2 separate regions of the Homo sapiens genome follow, and region 1 is linked to region 2. A link is an interaction called in ENCODE POLR2A ChIA-PET data of the cell type or tissue named here. Cell type or tissue: B cell. All regions are shown on one strand. Links, peaks and the distances in the headings refer to the core of each region. The heading gives the core; the rest is flanking DNA. Region 1 overlaps SLC8B1 (solute carrier family 8 member B1). Region 2 overlaps TPCN1 (two pore segment channel 1).

Region 1 (7,245 bases), core at 1-5,000, 54 kb before region 2:
CCCTCCCCTCAGGCTGCCAGTACATTGAGAAACACCTGCGCAGACTTAAAGAAAAAAACGTTTTTATGGGGTTTGGTTTCCTGATTGCAAAAATAAGACATACTCATCGTAGAACACATGAAAAAGCCAAAACAGGAAATTTAGTTTGCTGAGGACTTTTGTTTTTCCAGTTTAATTCCTTTGAAATATATTGAAGCCATTTTGGCCCTGGTCTTGAGGGAAGAGGCACATGGTGGTGACCAGCCCGGCCCCACTGCTAACCCGCGGTCTTTGAGCAACTCAACTTCCTTCTTGCCCTTAAGTTCCCTGTCGGAGGGGCTGTGGGCTCTGTGACCCTCTTGCTGTGTGACCTTGGGCAGGTTCTGGAATTCCTCTGCTGGGTGTGGTGGCTCACGCCTGTAGTCCCAGCACTTTGAGAGGTCAAGGCCGGCAGATCACTTGAGGCTAGGAGTTCCAGACCAGCCTGGCCAACATGGCGAAACCCCGTCTCCGTTAAAAATACAAAAATTAGCTGGGCATGGTGGTGTGTGCCTGTAATCCCAGCTACTCGGGAGGCTGAGGCAGGAGAATCACTTGAACCCGGGAGGCAGAGGTTGCAGTGAGCTGAGATCGCGCCACTGCACTCCAGCTTGGGTAACAGAGTGAGACTCCATCTGAAGAAACAAACAAAAAACAAAAAACACTCCTCTGAGCCCCTCTCCCTGCTGTGCAGGGTGGGGTGGGGGGCGGGGGGGTGACATTTCCAGAATTGTTCTGAGGACTGCATGAGGGAGGCGTGATGCAGGGGGGAAACAAGCCTGGCTTCACCTGTCTGTGCCTCAGTTAGTTCATCTGTAAAATGGAATGCTAGTGCTACCCCCGCTCGGCATGTCGTGAGGATAGAATGAGGTCATCCATGTAAAGCTTGGCTCCTTGTAAGACACAGAACAACAGCATTGCTTAGTGGGCTCTGTAAAATGTGGTGGGCAAGCCTCTCTACGTCTCAAACTGGTGGCCCAGAGGCCAAGTCCACCCCTAGAAGTAGAGTTTGTTTTGTTTTGTTTTGAGGGCTTCTGCAATCCCGCCCACTGCCCACTTCCCACATGTATCTCACCCACCTGCCCCAGAAGCCTGAGACTCTGAATCTTGGCTCAAGTCCCAAGTCCCTTGCAGCCCTGGCATTCTGGCCTCAGGCTGGGGGCCAGGTGGGACTGGGTAGGTTTTCATGGGTTCTCAGGAAGAAGGGCGTATCTGATCTGCACGCTGAATGGGCAGGGCCTTGGGCCCCTCCAGCGAGACTGTGCAGAACATGGTTTCTCCGTCAGCTTAACTTTGCTGCCGGGAGGCAGGAAGGCAGTTCCTTAACTAGAGTCTTCCAGCCCCTTTTGCTGTGTCCATGGGTTTTCAGTAATGTTGTCCCCCTTTCTCACTCCCACCTTGCAGGCCACCGGAGCCGCCAGCTGTTTGGAACTGAGCTACTGCAGAAAGGGAAGTGGAGAGTAAGGGCCAGGCCCCGTGGGGGCAGATGGCCGGCAGAAGGCTGAATCTGCGCTGGGCACTGAGTGTGCTTTGTGTGCTGCTAATGGCGGAGACAGTGTCTGGGACTAGGGGCTCGTCTACAGGAGCTCACATTAGCCCCCAGTTTCCAGCTTCAGGTGTGAACCAGACCCCCGTGGTAGACGTGAGTATCCCGGTAGGAACCTGGGGTTGAGTGGGGCTGTGTTCCTCCAATCGATAAATATCTATTGAGCATCTACTATGTGCCAGGCACTGACCGCAGCCTGGGATATACCGGGGAACAATAGAGACAAAATTCACTACTCTCAAGAAGCTGACAGTCTCCTGAACAGACAGATCAAGAAGTAAACTTATACACTTTGGGAGGCCAAGGCAGGAGGATCACTTGAGGCCAGGAGCTGGAGACCAGCCTGGCCATCGTGTCAAAACCCCGTATCTACTAAAAATACAAAAATTAGCTGGGCATGGTGGCAGGTGCCTGTAATCATCAGAACCCTGAGGCAGGAGAATTGCTTGAAACCGTGAGGTGGATGTTGCAGTGAGCCAGGATTGTACCACTGCACTCCAGCCTGGGCGGCGAAGCAAGACTCTGTCTCAACAACAAAAAAAAGAGAAGTAAGCATATACATTTCAGGTGGCGATGTGCTAAGTGCCCCGCACACAATAGCTAAAGTGGTATGGGGGAGGGCGTGAGCTTTTCCAACTATTTCAGATTGGGTGGTCACAGATGGCTTCTGTGAGGGGGTGATATTTGAGGCAAGCCAGCGAATGGAGAGAGGAAACCACCTACATTGACACCCCGGGGAAGAGCATTCTGGGCAAAGGGAACAGCAAGTACAAAGATTCTGGAGCAGGAACAAGCTTAGTGTGTTCCCGTAACAGCAGGGAGGCTAGAATGGATGGAACAGAGCAAGTGAGGGGAAGAATGCTAAGAGAGGAGGATGGAGAGGTAATGGCGGGCAGATTACAAAAGGCCTTACAGGCTGCGGCTAGGAGGTGAGAATTGTTTTGCGATAGTGGGGAGCCAATGGAAGGTTTTAAGCAGAGGGTCCCAAAATCTGTGTTAGTCGGAGTTCTCTAGTGGGACAGAACTAATAGGATAGATGTATATGTAAAGGGGAGTTTTTAAAGGAATATTGACTCACATGATCACAGGTGAGGTCCCGCAATAGGTCATCTGCAAGCTGAAGAGCGAGGAGGTCAGTCTGAGTCCCAAAACCTCAAAAGCAGGGAAGCTGACAGTGCAGCCTTTAGTCTGTGGCTGAAGGTCCAAGAGTCCCAAAGCTGAAGAACTTGGAGTCTGATGTTTGAGGGCAGGAAGCATCCAGCATGGGAGAAAGATGCAGGCCAGAAGACCAAGCCAGTCTAGTCTTTCCACATTCTTCTGCCTGCTTTTATTCTGGCTGTGCTGGTAGCTGATTAGATTGCACCCACCCAGATTGAGGGTGGGTCTGCTTTTCCCAGTCCACTGACTCAATTTTTTTTTTTTTTTTTTTTTTCGAGAACAGTCTCACTCTATACCCAGGCTGGAGTGCAATGGCACGATCTCAGCTCACTGCAACCTCCACCTCCCGGGTTCAAGCGATTCTTATGCACAGCCTCCCGAGTAGTTGGGATTACAGGTGCACACCACCACACCTGGCTAATTTTTTTGTATTTTTAGTAGAAACAGGGTTTCACCATGTTGGCCAGGCTGGTATTGAACTCCCACCCTCTCTCTTTCTCCCAGTGGTGGGAGAAAGAGAGGAGTTGTGGATGGCTCCAGGTTCCTGGCCTGATCAGCTGAGGGTGTGCTGGTGCTGTGATTTGAATGGGGAGCACTGAGGGAGGACCAATGACGACGCTGGAGTTAGAGGCAAGAGGCCTTCCTCCCAGGGCAGGGAGGGCACAGCCTGTTGAGACAGGCTACAGAGAACTTGCATCTTTCCGCTCTGATGTCTGTAAGGGGAGAAGAGGAGGTCACAGCAGATCTGGAGTGAAGGAACAAAAGCAGAGGACTGCTCAAGATGACCCCCTGGAGTGCCCTGTAGCTGCCAGGGACTGGAGTTCTCACCATTTCTTCAGCAGGAATCCCAAACTCAAACTGATGGGCTGAGAGCATTCAATGCCCACAGCAACTTTATGAGGCTGCAAAGTGCCTTCAAGTCCACCCTGTGAAACAGGCAACAGGCAATTAAGCCCATTTTACAGATGGGAAAGTGGTTTGTGGTTACTGTGGTTATAAAATTGAGTACCCCCTCTTGGAGCGTGCTCCTTGGGGGCAGGAAAACTGGGAGATCATACCAGATAATTGTGCCAGATAATCTCTCCAAGTTATTGAGCACTTAGATCAGCCTTGTGCCCACAAGTCCTCCCCCAAACCCCGTGAGGTGGGAGTGATTATCTCTGTGCTATAGATGAAGACTCCAAGGTTCAGGGAGGTGAAGGTGGCCAGGAGGAAAGTGGCAGAGCCAGGATGAGAACCCTTGGCTGCTTCATGCTAAATCCATCCCCTTCCCCTCTAGTCCACCGCCTCACAGGACAGATGGGGCAGCTGCCTTTCTGGAAGTCCCCACCATCCAGGGAGCCTGCAGGCTGGGAAAGGCCCCCCCAGCCCCTTACCTTAGGTCCTTTTCAAGTAGTCATTAATGCAACAAATAGTTATTGAGCACCTACTATGTGCCAGGGCCTGTGCCATGTGCTGAGGGGATAGCAGGAAGCAGAGAGCCTGGTCCCTGCCCCCCTGGAGCTTATACTCTAGTGGGGTCATGGATGAGAAGCAAGTTGACAAATCATTCCACAGGGTGAGGGGGAGGGGGGTGCTGCTTTGCTTAGGCTATCATGGAAGGCCTCTCTGAGGACATGACATTTAGACTGAGACCTGAATGGCTTATGAAGATCCAGGGGAAGTGAGGGAACAGTAGATGCAAAGGCCCTGGGGCAGGAGCAGAATGACAGATTTTGCAAAGTGGCTGGAACAGTGAGCAAGGGAGAAGGAAGGGAGACCAGGCAGGAGAGAACAGGGGCCCTGGGGACCACTGTAGACTTGGCTGTCAGTGGGAGGAAGGTGGGAGCCATGGGAGGCTTTAGAGCACAAGAGGATGTGATCTGATGTAAGTTTTTATAAGAATTCCAAGGTATTGAGTTGGTTACCCTTTCCTGTCCAGCCTGACCTCTGTGTGCACCTCTTTGGGTTTCCTGGGACTGAGTTAGTGACATAGGAAAGAGGGTGGGAAGGACTGGAAGGAAGTGAAGTCACTCCTTCCCTCCCCCAGACGCAGAGCAATCCCACCTTACTCTGTCTCTCTTGAGCAGAGAGCTGGGGAGGGGTCCTGAGGGACCTGGGGGAGGGCTGTGCAGCTCGGGGAGGGCAGAGCGAGACAGACTGCACAGTAATGTGATTTTGGAGGCCAGATTTGGGGGACCCACCTTGCTGACTCACTCTGCCATCAGGGAGATGGGGTGACTCCCTGCATCCTCCCTAGCTGACCCCGAGGACAGGGAGGAGGGAGGGCAGGAAGATAGTGAGAGGACAGGAAATGGAGGCTGCCCCTGCCCAGTTGGGCAGTTTCCTCAGGAGCTTCAGCGAGTAACTTTCAGGCGGAGCTGAGTTTGGAGCCACTTCTCAGTGGTGGGCTGTGTGCTCCTGGGCAAGCCACTTTGCCTCTCTGTGCCTCAGTTTTCTCATCTGTGAAGTGGAAACAATTGTGCCAACCTCCTGGGTCTCTGATGAAGACTGAATGGGTGAGATGATGCCCAGCACGGTGTGCAGCACAACTGTTAGGAGGGCCTACTCTGCCAGGCACTGTGCGAGACTTTAGTGGGAGGGGCAGATATTAAGCAAGTCTATGATCCTGCCTGGGTGCGGTGGCTCACACCTGTAATCCCAGCACTTTGGGAGGCCGAGGCAGGTGGATCACTTCAGGCCAGGATTTCGAGACCAGCCTGGCCAACATAGCAAAACCCCATCTCTACTAAAATACAAAAATTACCTGGGCATGGTGGTGGACGTCTGCAATCCCAGCTACTCGGGAGGCTGAGGTAGGAGAATCTCTTGAACCCATGAGATGGAGGTTGCAGTGAGCTGAGATCATACCACTGCCCTCCTGCCTGGGCGATGGAGTAAGACTCCATCTCAAAAAAGGAAAAAAAAAAAAAAAAGTAACTGGGAGGGCCAGCTAGGCTGGGAGTAGTCAGGGAGGGCTTCCTGCAAGAAGTGTCCTGGGAACCAAGAATTGGGTGGTGAATGTGGATTAAATAGAGGAAAAATAATCGTGGCACCAGGCAGAAGGAACAGCATGTACAAAAGCTGGACCAATGCCAGGAGGGTCTGGGCATTCCAGGACCTGACAGCTGACCAGACGAGCTTTACTGGAGACTGACAAGGGCAGAACACAGGGACCAAAAACAGGCAAAGGAGAGCTCTTCAGCAGCTGGAGGAGGGAGCACATTAGAAAGAGCCCCTCTGGTAAGATTGGGGGTAGGAGGCCAGATGAGAACCTCTGCAGTTGTTCTCCGTGCTGGTGGAGATGGAAGGAAGGGATGAATTCAAGTATTGTTTAAGAGAGAAAAATTTCTGGCCAGGCTTGGTGGCCCACCTGTGTAATCCCAGCACGTTGGAAGGCCGAGGCGGGAGGATCACTTGAGCCCAGGAGTTTGAGACTAGCCTGGCCAACAAGGCGAGACCCCTTCTCAACAAAAAATTTAAAAATTAGCCTCGTGTGATGCGCACCTGTGGTGCCAGCTACTCAGGAGGCTGAGGTAGGAGACTGCTTGAGCCTGAGTGGTTGAGGCTGGAGTGAGCTGTGATCACGCCACTGCACTCCAGCCTGGGTGACATAGACAGAACCTGTCTCTAAATAAATAAATAAATAAATAAATAATTAAAACTTAGATGATGATAATGCAACCTTTTTTTTTTTTTTTTGGAGACGTAGTTTCGCTCTTGTTGCCTAGGCTGGAGTGCAATGGTGCAATCTCAGCTCACTGCAACCTCTGCTTCCTGGGTTCAAGCGATTCTCCTGCCTTGGCTTCCCAAGTAGCTGCGATTACAGACATCTGCCACCATGCCCGGCTTTTTGTATTTTTAGTAGAGATGGTTTCACCATGTTGGTCAGGCTGGGCTCGAACTCCTGACCTCAGGTGATCCACCTGCCTTGGCCTCCCAAAGTGCTGGGATTACAGGTGTGACCCACCGCGCCCAGCCTATTTTTTTTTTTTTTTTTGAGACAGAGTCTCACTCTGTTGCCCAGCCTAGAGTGCAATGGTGTGATCTTGGCTCACTGCAACCTCCGCCTCCCGGGTTCAAGTTATTCTGCCTCAGCCTCCTGAGTAGCTGGGAACACAGGCACACGCCACCGTGCCTGGCTAATTTTTATATTTTTAGTGGAGATGGAGTTTCACCATGTTGGCCAGGCTGGTCTCAAACTCATGGGCTCAGGCACTGGGATTACAGATGTGAGCCACAATGCCTGGCCTCCATGTCCTTATCCCATTCCTGTCTAGGCTTGTGGGTGTTATTGCCCCCATTGTTCAGAGGAGAACACTGAGGTTAATTTACTTGCCCAAAATCACTCACCTAGAAGGACGCAAATTAGAATTTCAACCAGGCAGTTTCATGAGAGAGGAGGGCTCAGTAGAGGGAGCTGTACTGCCTCCCAATATGATTATTATTGTTCCTCCCAGAGGAGGAAATGGCAGCCCGCCTGCTTCCCTGGCCCCCATCTAGTGTCCTTCCTCCTTGTGCTGGGTGGGACCCTCTTTGTCAGA
Region 2 (9,556 bases), core at 2,103-7,102:
GGAGGCTGAGGCAGGAGAATGGTGTGAACCCGGGAGGCGGAGCTTGCAGTGAGCCGAGATCACGCCACTGCACTCCAGCCTGGGTGACAGAGTGAAATTCTGTCTCAAAAAAAAAAAAAAAAAAAAATTAGCCGGGTGTGGTGGTGGGCACCTGTAATCCCAGCTACTTGGGAGGCTGAGGGAGGAGAATTGCTTGAACCTGGGAGGCAGAGGTTGCAGTGAGCCAAGATCATGCCACTGCACCACAGCCTGGGTGACAGAGATAGAGTGAGACTCTGTCTCAAAAAAAAAAAAAAAAAAAAGAAATCCAAATGTGTATCCAGTTGGTGACATGTCCACATGGAGAGGAACTATCCCACATGACCTTAAAACACAAGGCCAAGCACACTGGCTCACACCCGTACTCCCAGCACTTCGGGAGGCCAAGGCAGGAGAATGGCTTGAGGCCAGGAGCTTGAGACCAGCCTGGGCAACATGAGGCTACCCCGTCTCTACAAAAAATTAAAAAATTAGCCAGGTGTGGTGGCATGCACCTGTGGTCCCAGCTACTCAGAAGACTGAGGTGGGAGGATGGATTGAGCCTGGGAGGTCAAGGCTGCAGTGAACCATGACTATGCCACTAGGGCACCAGACCTAAGTCTTTGTCTCAAAACAAACAAACAAAAAAACCCACAGTAATCTGAATGTACATCATTGGAATGATGTTTCTAGTAATTATATCATTGGGATTGCTTTGCAATTGTTATCCTGGGACTGTGAGACAAAGCAAATGAATAACTGTGCCAGTGTAGTTGGGAACCTGGATATTTATTTTTTTTTCTTTGTTGGTGTCTGATTGTCTTCAAAGACAACCTGGATTTTAAGATTGAGAATCTAGGCCAGGCACGTGGCTCACGCCTGTAATCCCAGCACTTTGGGAGGCTGAGGCAGGTGGACCACCTGAGGTCAGGAGTTCGAGACCATCCTGGTCAACATGGTGAAACTCCATCTCTACTAAAAATACAAAAACAGCTGGGCGTGGTGGCACACACCTGTAATCCCAGCTACTCAGGTGAGTGAGACAGGAGAATCACTTAGAACCTGGGAGGCAGAGGTTGCAGTGAGCACAGATTACGCTAGCCTGGGCGACAGAATGAGACTCTGTCTCAAAAAAAAAAGGATTGAGAATCTAGACGTGTAAGATTGATGAAATCAGTCTTACACATCTAGATTCTTAATCTTAAAATTGCTGTAGGCCTGAATGTGAAGTATTAGCATGAACGCACAACAGTTTATCTTTAAAAAAAACAAAACCCTAGTTCTGTCCATGGAAAGGCCTAGAAACAATGACCAACCCAAGCAATGAGCACCCAGCACCTCGAATTGTGTCTCTAACACCATTTCCTACTAAAAGGAACCAGAGCTCCTTGGAAAGACCAAATTGGATCAAGCCTCTAGGTTAGTACTGTCCAAGGGAATTTTCTGTGACAATACAAATTTTCTTATCTGCACAATCCAATTGGTAGTCATTAGCCATTTGTGGCTATTAATCACTTGAAATGTGACAGCTAAGCTGAATTTTTCATTTTAATTAGCTTAAATGTAAATTGCCACATGTGGCCAGTGGCTTCCACACTGCACAGCATGGCTCTAGACAGAACTACCAAATTCCAGGAAAAGGCAACAGAGGAACATACAAAACCCAAATCCTGCTTCCTCACCTAAATGAGGTGAGGAAGAGAAGCCTATAGATTAAAACAAACTCAAGAGACATATCGACCAGTCAACTCTGTGGTTCTGGAATTTGCTTCCAAAAAATCTAGGTCTAGAGAGGATGATGAGCCGGAGTGAAGATACAGATGGGTGATGGGCACGGGGATGCGTGTGGTAATGTTCTCTTCACTTTTATACATGCTGGGAATTCCCCACAATAAAAAGTCAAACACAGGACTCTAGGACCAATCTCTTGCCTCTCCCGCTTCTAGAACAGCAAAGGACTCAGGGGGAAAGTGGCCTAGAGTGGAGATATTTCACACTTACACATGAAATACTGGAAGGCCTTGGACTTCACAAGGATATTAATACCTATTTGAAGAAAAGACAAGTTAAAATGTAAATTTACGCACTTGTTCCCCCTACTGTATCCTTAATTATTATTATCTCTTTCTGGGCAGGTGCAACCACCTACCACACTCTTCGTGCATGCAGGTAAGCATGGTCTTTACCCCAGAGGTGAAGAAAGGAGGGTCCTGCTCAAAGAGTGGTACCCATGCTTCTGCTCAGACCCCCAGACAAGACTGCACTGACTACAGCTGCTCTGGGGGGAGCCTGAGCAACCTGGAACCAAGATAGAGCAGGACAAAGCTCTCCTGATCACTGCTGAAACTGGCATGAAATTAAGGGGCAACTGTCAGGTAAATAATACGAGCACCCAATTTCAAATTTTCAAACTTTACACTACACAAGCATTATTCAAGGGGTCATGCAAAGTATACATCCTGCCATAAGAGGAGGGCAAAAATATATTATCGGGGTCGGGCGCAGTGGCTCACGCCTGTAATCCCAGGCCTTTGGGAGGCCGAGGTGGGTGGATCACGAGGTCAGGAGTTCAAGATCAGCCTGGCCAGCATGGTGAAACTCCATCTCTACTAAAAACACACACACACAAAATTAGCCGGGCATGGTGGCACATGCCTGTAGTCCCAGCTACTCGGGAGGCTGAGGCAGGAGAATCGCTTGAATCTGGGAGGCGGAGGTTGCAGTGAGCGAGATCGCACCACGGCACTCCAGCCTGGGCAACAGAGCGAGACGCCGCCTCAAAAAAAAAAAAAAAAAAAAAAAAAATATATATATATATATATATATATATATATATACACACACACACACATATATATACACACACACACACACACACATATATATATACACACACACACATATGTGTTATTGGATGAAAAGGCAGATTACAGAATGGAATATATAATGTCACCCTACTGTTTTAAAAATGCATAGAAAAATGGCACAGAGGGAAACACATCAGAGAACTAACAGTGGTTATCTGGGTGGTAAATTTCCATTTACTTCTAATTATCTCACTTTCAAGTTTCTTCAATGAACATCTTTGCTTTTGTATGAAAAAAGAAAAATACCCCAAATGTCTTGGTTGGGTTAAGTTACCCATTTTGGTTGGGTTAAGTTACCCATTTCTCTCCCAATCTGCTTCCTACCACCCTTACGTCCCTGCTGGGGTAATCACACTGTCTCTTCACACAGGCATTCAGACAAACACACACACACACACACCCCTCTGAACCTCTCCTCAGACGCTTATCTGTGGTCTCTGAAAACCTCCATCGGCCCCCAGCTGCCAACACCTGCCATACTCAAGCCCACTTACCTTTGAAGATGAGGAGCGCCGTCCTGGGAAGCTCATCAAACCAGTGCTCTCTGTTTTTCTTGGCCTGGTAGACAACAGGACCAAGAGGGAGGGTGTCAGGGCCAGGGACCAGGGCCCTGCCTGGAGCCAGGATGCTGGCTTCCTTTCCTGTTCACCCTGCTAAACTGGGGAACAATGTTAACCTTCAGGGATCTACATGACAACACAGCCAGCCAGTGTGTACCGAGCGTTTACAATGTGCCATGCAGAGGCCTTATTTTAGTATAGTCCTGAAATGAGGTTTGTCAGTAGGGATTATCCTTACGCCACTTCCCAGGTAAGACAAGCCTCAGAAAGGCTCAGTAACCCGCCTGATGTCACACAATAACCAATGGGGTCTAAGTAAGATTCGGTGCTGTTAACGATGACACTGTATCACAAATGTAAGGGCAGATTTGGGGGCTGGGGCCACCTGTGATCCCTGAAGTGTACCATGCCAAGCTGGGGGCTGAGCTGCTCTAGCAGGGAGAGAGCTGGATCTCGGGGTGCCCCTGCTCCTCACTGCCCCACGTGGGGACCTCTCTGTCTACTCCTTCTATGGTCTCAGAGAAGAACTCACCTTCCACTTCAAAGCAGCAACTTCGTAGATATCGTAAAAGTCCTTTAGGCTACCAAAAGCAAAATAAAAAGGGACAAAATATCAGAACATAGTTCCACTGTGCTTTGCTTCTCTTACTTGCCTGCCTATGGACACCTTTATGGGGTGAGGGAGGAAGAGAGGGGACACCATGTGAGTCCCAGCACAGCAGTGCTGGGGGATCCTTTACCTGCAAGCGTTTGGATCTCCTCTGACCTTGAGGTACTACAAATATGTAATCCACTTAAGTCTCCACCGATGGCACTAACTACGGACAGTGTCAGTGCCCTGGAGAGGCAGCTGCTGGAGCACTAGGATTCTTAGGAGGACGGAAACTTCACTTTTTAGCAGGGGCCTTAATGCAACACCTGGGACTGCAAGTTCAGCTCAAACAGGGCTTGTTCTCAGCTCCACAGCAGGCTGCTGTGGACAGGGCTTGGTCATCAACAGCCTGGAAGACCAATCCTACCCCTGGAGATCTCGGGTCAGTTCTCTGCGGCCGAGCCAGGTGTGTGCAGGGGATTGGGGAAGTATATTCACCCCTGTCTGTCCACCTGGCTCACATGGGACTATCCCACCCCACTGGGGGTTCGAGGGCCAGCAGCTGGGCCAGTCCACTTCATGAGCTCCTTTTTTCTCAAGTCAGCTTGAATTGGATTTGTGTTGGACTTTTGTCACTTGCAAAAGGCATCCTGATGAATCCAGTGTGTAAGTCTACATGGATAAACATCTGTGGAGGAAGTCTCTGACAAGCCTATAGGCCTGCCCACCTCAAGGGCCTTCACATGCCCCCGTTCACTCTAGACGTGAACACCTTGTCTGGCCATGCTGCCCCTACCAGGCATCTGCTCTTACCTGAGCAGGGGTGTGTTGTTCTGATTCAGGGCCTTGAAGGTAAGATAGCGCTCCCTGGCACTCATCCGGGGCTTGTAGAAGCGCATGAGGCCTTCAAACTGCCTGTAGGAGATGCCGGCAGGCCTCTGGGGGAGAGGGAAGAGCAGTGTGGAACCCAGGCTACTCCCCTTCCCTTGGGGCACCCACTCCAGATCCACTCCAGCTCTGTTCATTCTTCCAAGGGCAGGGTTCCTGGTTTCTAAAGTGGCTGGCCTGGCCATGCTTAGGGGCTGCTCTGGGCAAGGGAGGGAGGACAGGGACCAAGCCCCTCCCTGGCCCATAGTTCCTACCCTCTGGCTGATGAGCAGGCGGTAGGCATGCTGGATAGCGGTTCGCTTGTGCAGTAGCAAAGACTTGAACTTGCGTTTCTCAATGTCATTGAAGGTGTCGAACACCACAGCCAGAAGCTGTGGGAGAGAAGCACAGAGCCCTAGCTCAGGACCTTGAGTGGTTAGGGCAGGGAGTGCAGGGGGGTATGAGTTCATCATCTAGGCAAGGCTCTTACCCAGTCACCCCAGAGAGGCCCTGGGGAGACCCTCTCGCCTGCACCTCATGGGGTAGGAAGTCAGTCTCCCAAGTCTCAACAGAGGAAGGCCCTTTGTTCCGCTTGTAAATTTCCCTCTTCAGATACATGAAGGCATTGTTACTCCATCTTTCCCAGGTTCCCCTCCACTTTCCCACACTCCTTTCCCCAGTTCCAGCTACAGCTTGTCCCAGGCTGCGCAGGGGCAAGCCAGGGGAGGAGAGAGTAGCAAGAGGGGCGCATCTGGATTCTGAGCCCAGTCCGACTCCAGCCAGTGGCAGGCGGAGGCTGCCTGCCCACTGCCCTCCTGACCTCCGATCCAGAAGGACCCTTCCTCCCCCTGCCCCTTTGTTACTTCTCCTTGTGAGTCACTGCTTCACGTGTGGCCCAGGAAAAAGGGGAGTGAGAGGCTCTGCATGCAAGGAAATAACGTTCTAGAGTTGGCTAATACCAAAAGTTAGCTTATCAGAGGGGGATGGAAGGCCGGGGAAGAACTTGAAAGAATCCTTTTTAGAAACACTTTCTCTGTCTTTAAAAATGTTTTAAGGGAAACTCTCTGGTCCTTTCCCTCAAACTGGTCCCCCATTTTTTCCCTGTGGATCAAAGGTCAGCATGCTTTTTCTGTAAAGGGTTCGACAGCAACTGTTTTAGGCTGTGAAGGCCAAATGATCTCTGCTGCGACTACTAACCTGTGGTCATATCATGAGATCAGCCACAGACTATACATGAACAAATGGGCATGACTCTGTCCCAATGAAACTTTATTTACAAACACAGGCCATGGGCCAAATTTGGCCAGCAGGTCGTACTTTGTTGACTGCTGCCCTAAATTTTCACAGCTCTAAATATATTATGAATTAAATCAAATACAAAGAAGTACTCAACATATTTCTTCTTGGTTTTGAGGAATTAAAACAAGAAAATATTTTCTCAGGCCGGGCACGGTGGCCTGTAATCCCAGCACTTTGGGAGGCCGAGGCGGGTGGATCACAAGGTCAGGAGATTGAGACCATCCTGGCTAACAAAGCGCGAAACCCCATCTCTACTAAAACTACAAAAAAAATTAGCCGGGCGTGGTGGCGGGTGCCTGTAGTCCCAGCTACTCGGGAGGCTGAGGCAGGAGAATGGTGTGAATCCAGGAGGCGGAGGTTGTAGTGAGCCGAGATCGCGCCACTGCACTACAGCCTGGGCAACAGAGCAAGTCTCTGTCTCAAAAAAAAAAAAAGGAAATATTTTCTCCTTTTTAAGACTTAAATTTTGGCCAGGCACTGTGGCTCACACCTGTAATCCCAGCACTTTGGGAGGCTGAGTCGGACGGATCACCTGAGGTCAGGAGTTCGAGACCAGCCTGACCAACATGGCAAAACCCTGTCTCTACCAAAAATACAAAAATTAGTCGGGTGTGGCGGCATGTGCATGTGCCTGTAGTCCCAGCTACTTGGGAGGCTGAGGCAGGAGAATCGCTTGAACCTGGGAGGCGGCGGTTGCAGTGAGCTGAGATTGCGCCACTGCACTCCAGCCTGGGTGACAGAGCGAGACTCCATCTCAAAAAAGAGAAAAGGACTTAAAATTTTTTAGATTTCACAAGTCTACCTGGAAAAGATGATTTTCATTTCTATACTGGGCCTGACTGTGGTGACTGGTGTGAGAATGCTCTGCAGAAGCATAAAAATAAACACAGGACTCGATCGGAAGCCTCTCCCCGTTAGCTCTGCCATGGATGTGTGGTCTGGGCACCGGCCTAACAGCCTGGTGTCGGATGTGATCTGTGATGGCTGGGACACTCCTGGAGGCTGTCCACACCTCCACAAACACCCTCAAAGTTCTTTGAGCACAGAGGCTTTACGTTCTCCTTCACAGAACGTGTTCTATACTGGATTTTCTGATGGTTCCTGATAAGTGAGGTAGAAATACACAAGACATTTCTGGCACGTGAGTGCAACTGAACAGAGTGGTTAGGAACAGGGCTCTGGGATGAGCCTGGCCTGGCCACTCCAAGCTATGTAGCCATGGGCAAATCACACTGTCACTCTGACCCTCAGTCTCTTCATCTGCACATGGAGAACCATACTCACTACCTCCACGGTTGTGTTTATTTATTAAATTATTTCATCCTCATATGTAAAGCACTTTGCATAGTGCCAAGTGGCTAAGGCTTACTAAATGCCAGCTTTTATGGTTATTATAATATACTTGGCCTTCTTTATCTGTGGGTTCTCCATCCATGCATTCAACCAACCGCAAATCAAAAATATTCCAAAAAGAAAAGGATGGTTGTATCTGTACTGAACATGTACAGCCTTCTTTTTCTTGTCATTATCCCTAAACAATATAGTATAACAATTTTTTTTTTTTGATACAGAGTCTCGTGCTGTTGCCCAGGCTGGAGTGCAACGGCATGATCTCGGCTCACAGCAACCTCCACCTCCTGGGTTCAAGCAATTCTTCTGCCTCAGCCTCCTGAGTAGATGGGATTACAGGCACCCACCACCACGCCCAGCTAATTTTCATAAGTAGAGACAGGGTTTCACCATGTTGGCCAGGCTGGTCTCGAACTCCTGACTTCAAATGATCCACCCACCTTGGCCTCCCAAAATGCTGGGATTACAGGCGTGAGCCACCATGTCCAGCCCAGTATAACAACTATTTACATAGCTTTTACATTGTATTAGGTGTTATAGGTAATGCAGGATAATTTAAAATATATGAGAGGATGAATGTACACAGGTTATCTGCAAATACTCTGCCATTTTATATAAGGGACTTGAACATCTGTGGATCTTTGTACCTACAGGGGGTCCTGCAAACAATCCCTGTGGACACCGAGGGTCAACTGCTTATTTCTGATGTAAGAATGAAAAGGTCCCAGGGTTGCCTGGGTTTCACATCCAGCACTACCAGCATCAGCAGCATTGCCTTGGTGAGGACGCCACCCCCAGCAACTGGCTGAACTCCTGAAGTCCCGACAGGGCATTCCCTGCAACACCGCACCTGACTATGAATCTGGGACTTCCTGCCCCAACGTTCTGCCCTGAGAGGCAGAAGACAGTCCCCACTTCTCCACTCCCACAGTGCCTAGTGCTGCATGGGTAGGGGCAGGCTGCTTCAGCGTAGCCTGAGGCATAGTCACTCACCAGGTTCATGATGAAATACAGCTCGATGGAGAGGTACACGATGAAGAAGACGCAGGACCAGGGGTTCCGGGAGTAGGAGGGCATCATCACATCTGGGAAACTGTATTTGCAGAGGGTGACCCGGCGTGCTGTATCTGCCTGTCTCCATCCTCTCAGAGCACATGCCTTGCAGAGGACAGCTCCTTGTCTGCCTTCCCAGCCTCCAACCCTGGTTCCCCTACTCTCATCCCTGGGCTCCGTGCTCAGTGGGCCAACCCTGTCTCCCAATAGCACCACAGCACCTGCCTGTGCTGGGATGTGGAATATACTTGGCAGAAAAGAGAAAGAGACCCCAGGGCGGCAGCAGAGGACCAAAGGCAAGGCAGAGCCTGCACTTACTTGGCTGTGGTCAGAAGGACAAACAGACTGACGATGCTGTTCTCCAGGGTGCTGAAGTACTGCAAGGGAAGAGAGGGCAGAGAAGTCGGGACCAGCCAAGAGCACACGGCCATCAGGAACAGGCTGTGATGGGCCACCTGGCATGCCCTGCCTTGACCGCTCTTGCATCTCTCAAGGAATCCCTGAGGGAGGCAGAGGAAAGAGCAAACATGCAGTCCAGAGGCCTCCCCTTTCCTGCACCTGATGCTTCCGGCAGAAGCAAACTATTGACTTGGGGGGACTTTTTTCTAGGGAGTCACATGTCTGGGCCATTCGCCTGGCTCTCCCCCACTGCTCCTCTGCCAAAATATTCCAATGGTCCAAACCTGATCCTGGCGGCACTCCTTTCAAGAACAGAAAAGGGGATCCCCAGCTCTCAAGGAAGAAAGTGGTCAAGTCTGAGTGATGGGAACTCCCAGGTGCAATGCACACACAAGCTATGATGAGAAACCAGGCAGGCCCCCCCTTCCCCATATGGCCACAGGGTCACGCCGGTGACCCTGTCTGAGGGAAAAGCCCTCCATAAAAGAAGAGACGGACAAATGTGCTGATTACTTACGGGGTCTGAAGGGTTAGGGGAGAACAAGTAGAAA

What was found. ChIA-PET counts read pairs that join two places held together with the same protein. Peaks named below come from ENCODE experiments on the same cell type or tissue, not always from the same donor. Only the 100,000 strongest peaks of a DNase experiment are listed, where the experiment ranks them.
Region 1: POLR2A ChIA-PET joins it to region 2 with 8 read pairs; 6 of 35 experiments call an interaction of 5 or more read pairs at or near these places.

The regions. Positions count from the first base shown.
Region 1 is chr12:113,327,138-113,334,382 of GRCh38, reverse strand. SLC8B1 (solute carrier family 8 member B1) reads left to right here. Exons shown (of 16, transcript NM_001358345.2): 2 at 1,423-1,660. The coding sequence starts at 1,505. Among named protein-coding and RNA genes, the nearest start is that of SLC8B1, 4.3 kb to the left of the region's middle. In B cell, for the core only: no CTCF peak of the experiment used is centred there; DNase peaks (open chromatin) are centred at 292 and 2,092; H3K4me3 peaks cover 556 bases.
Region 2 is chr12:113,272,659-113,282,214 of GRCh38, reverse strand. It overlaps TPCN1 (two pore segment channel 1), which reads right to left. Exons shown (of 28, transcript NM_017901.6): 8 at 9,523-9,556; 9 at 8,925-8,983; 10 at 8,547-8,646; 11 at 5,180-5,296; 12 at 4,851-4,975; 13 at 3,978-4,026; 14 at 3,380-3,443; 15 at 2,020-2,064. Among named protein-coding and RNA genes, the nearest start is that of MIR6762, 14 kb to the left of the region's middle. RefSeq lists an enhancer at 1,353-1,522. In B cell, for the core only: no CTCF peak of the experiment used is centred there; no DNase peak of the experiment used is centred there.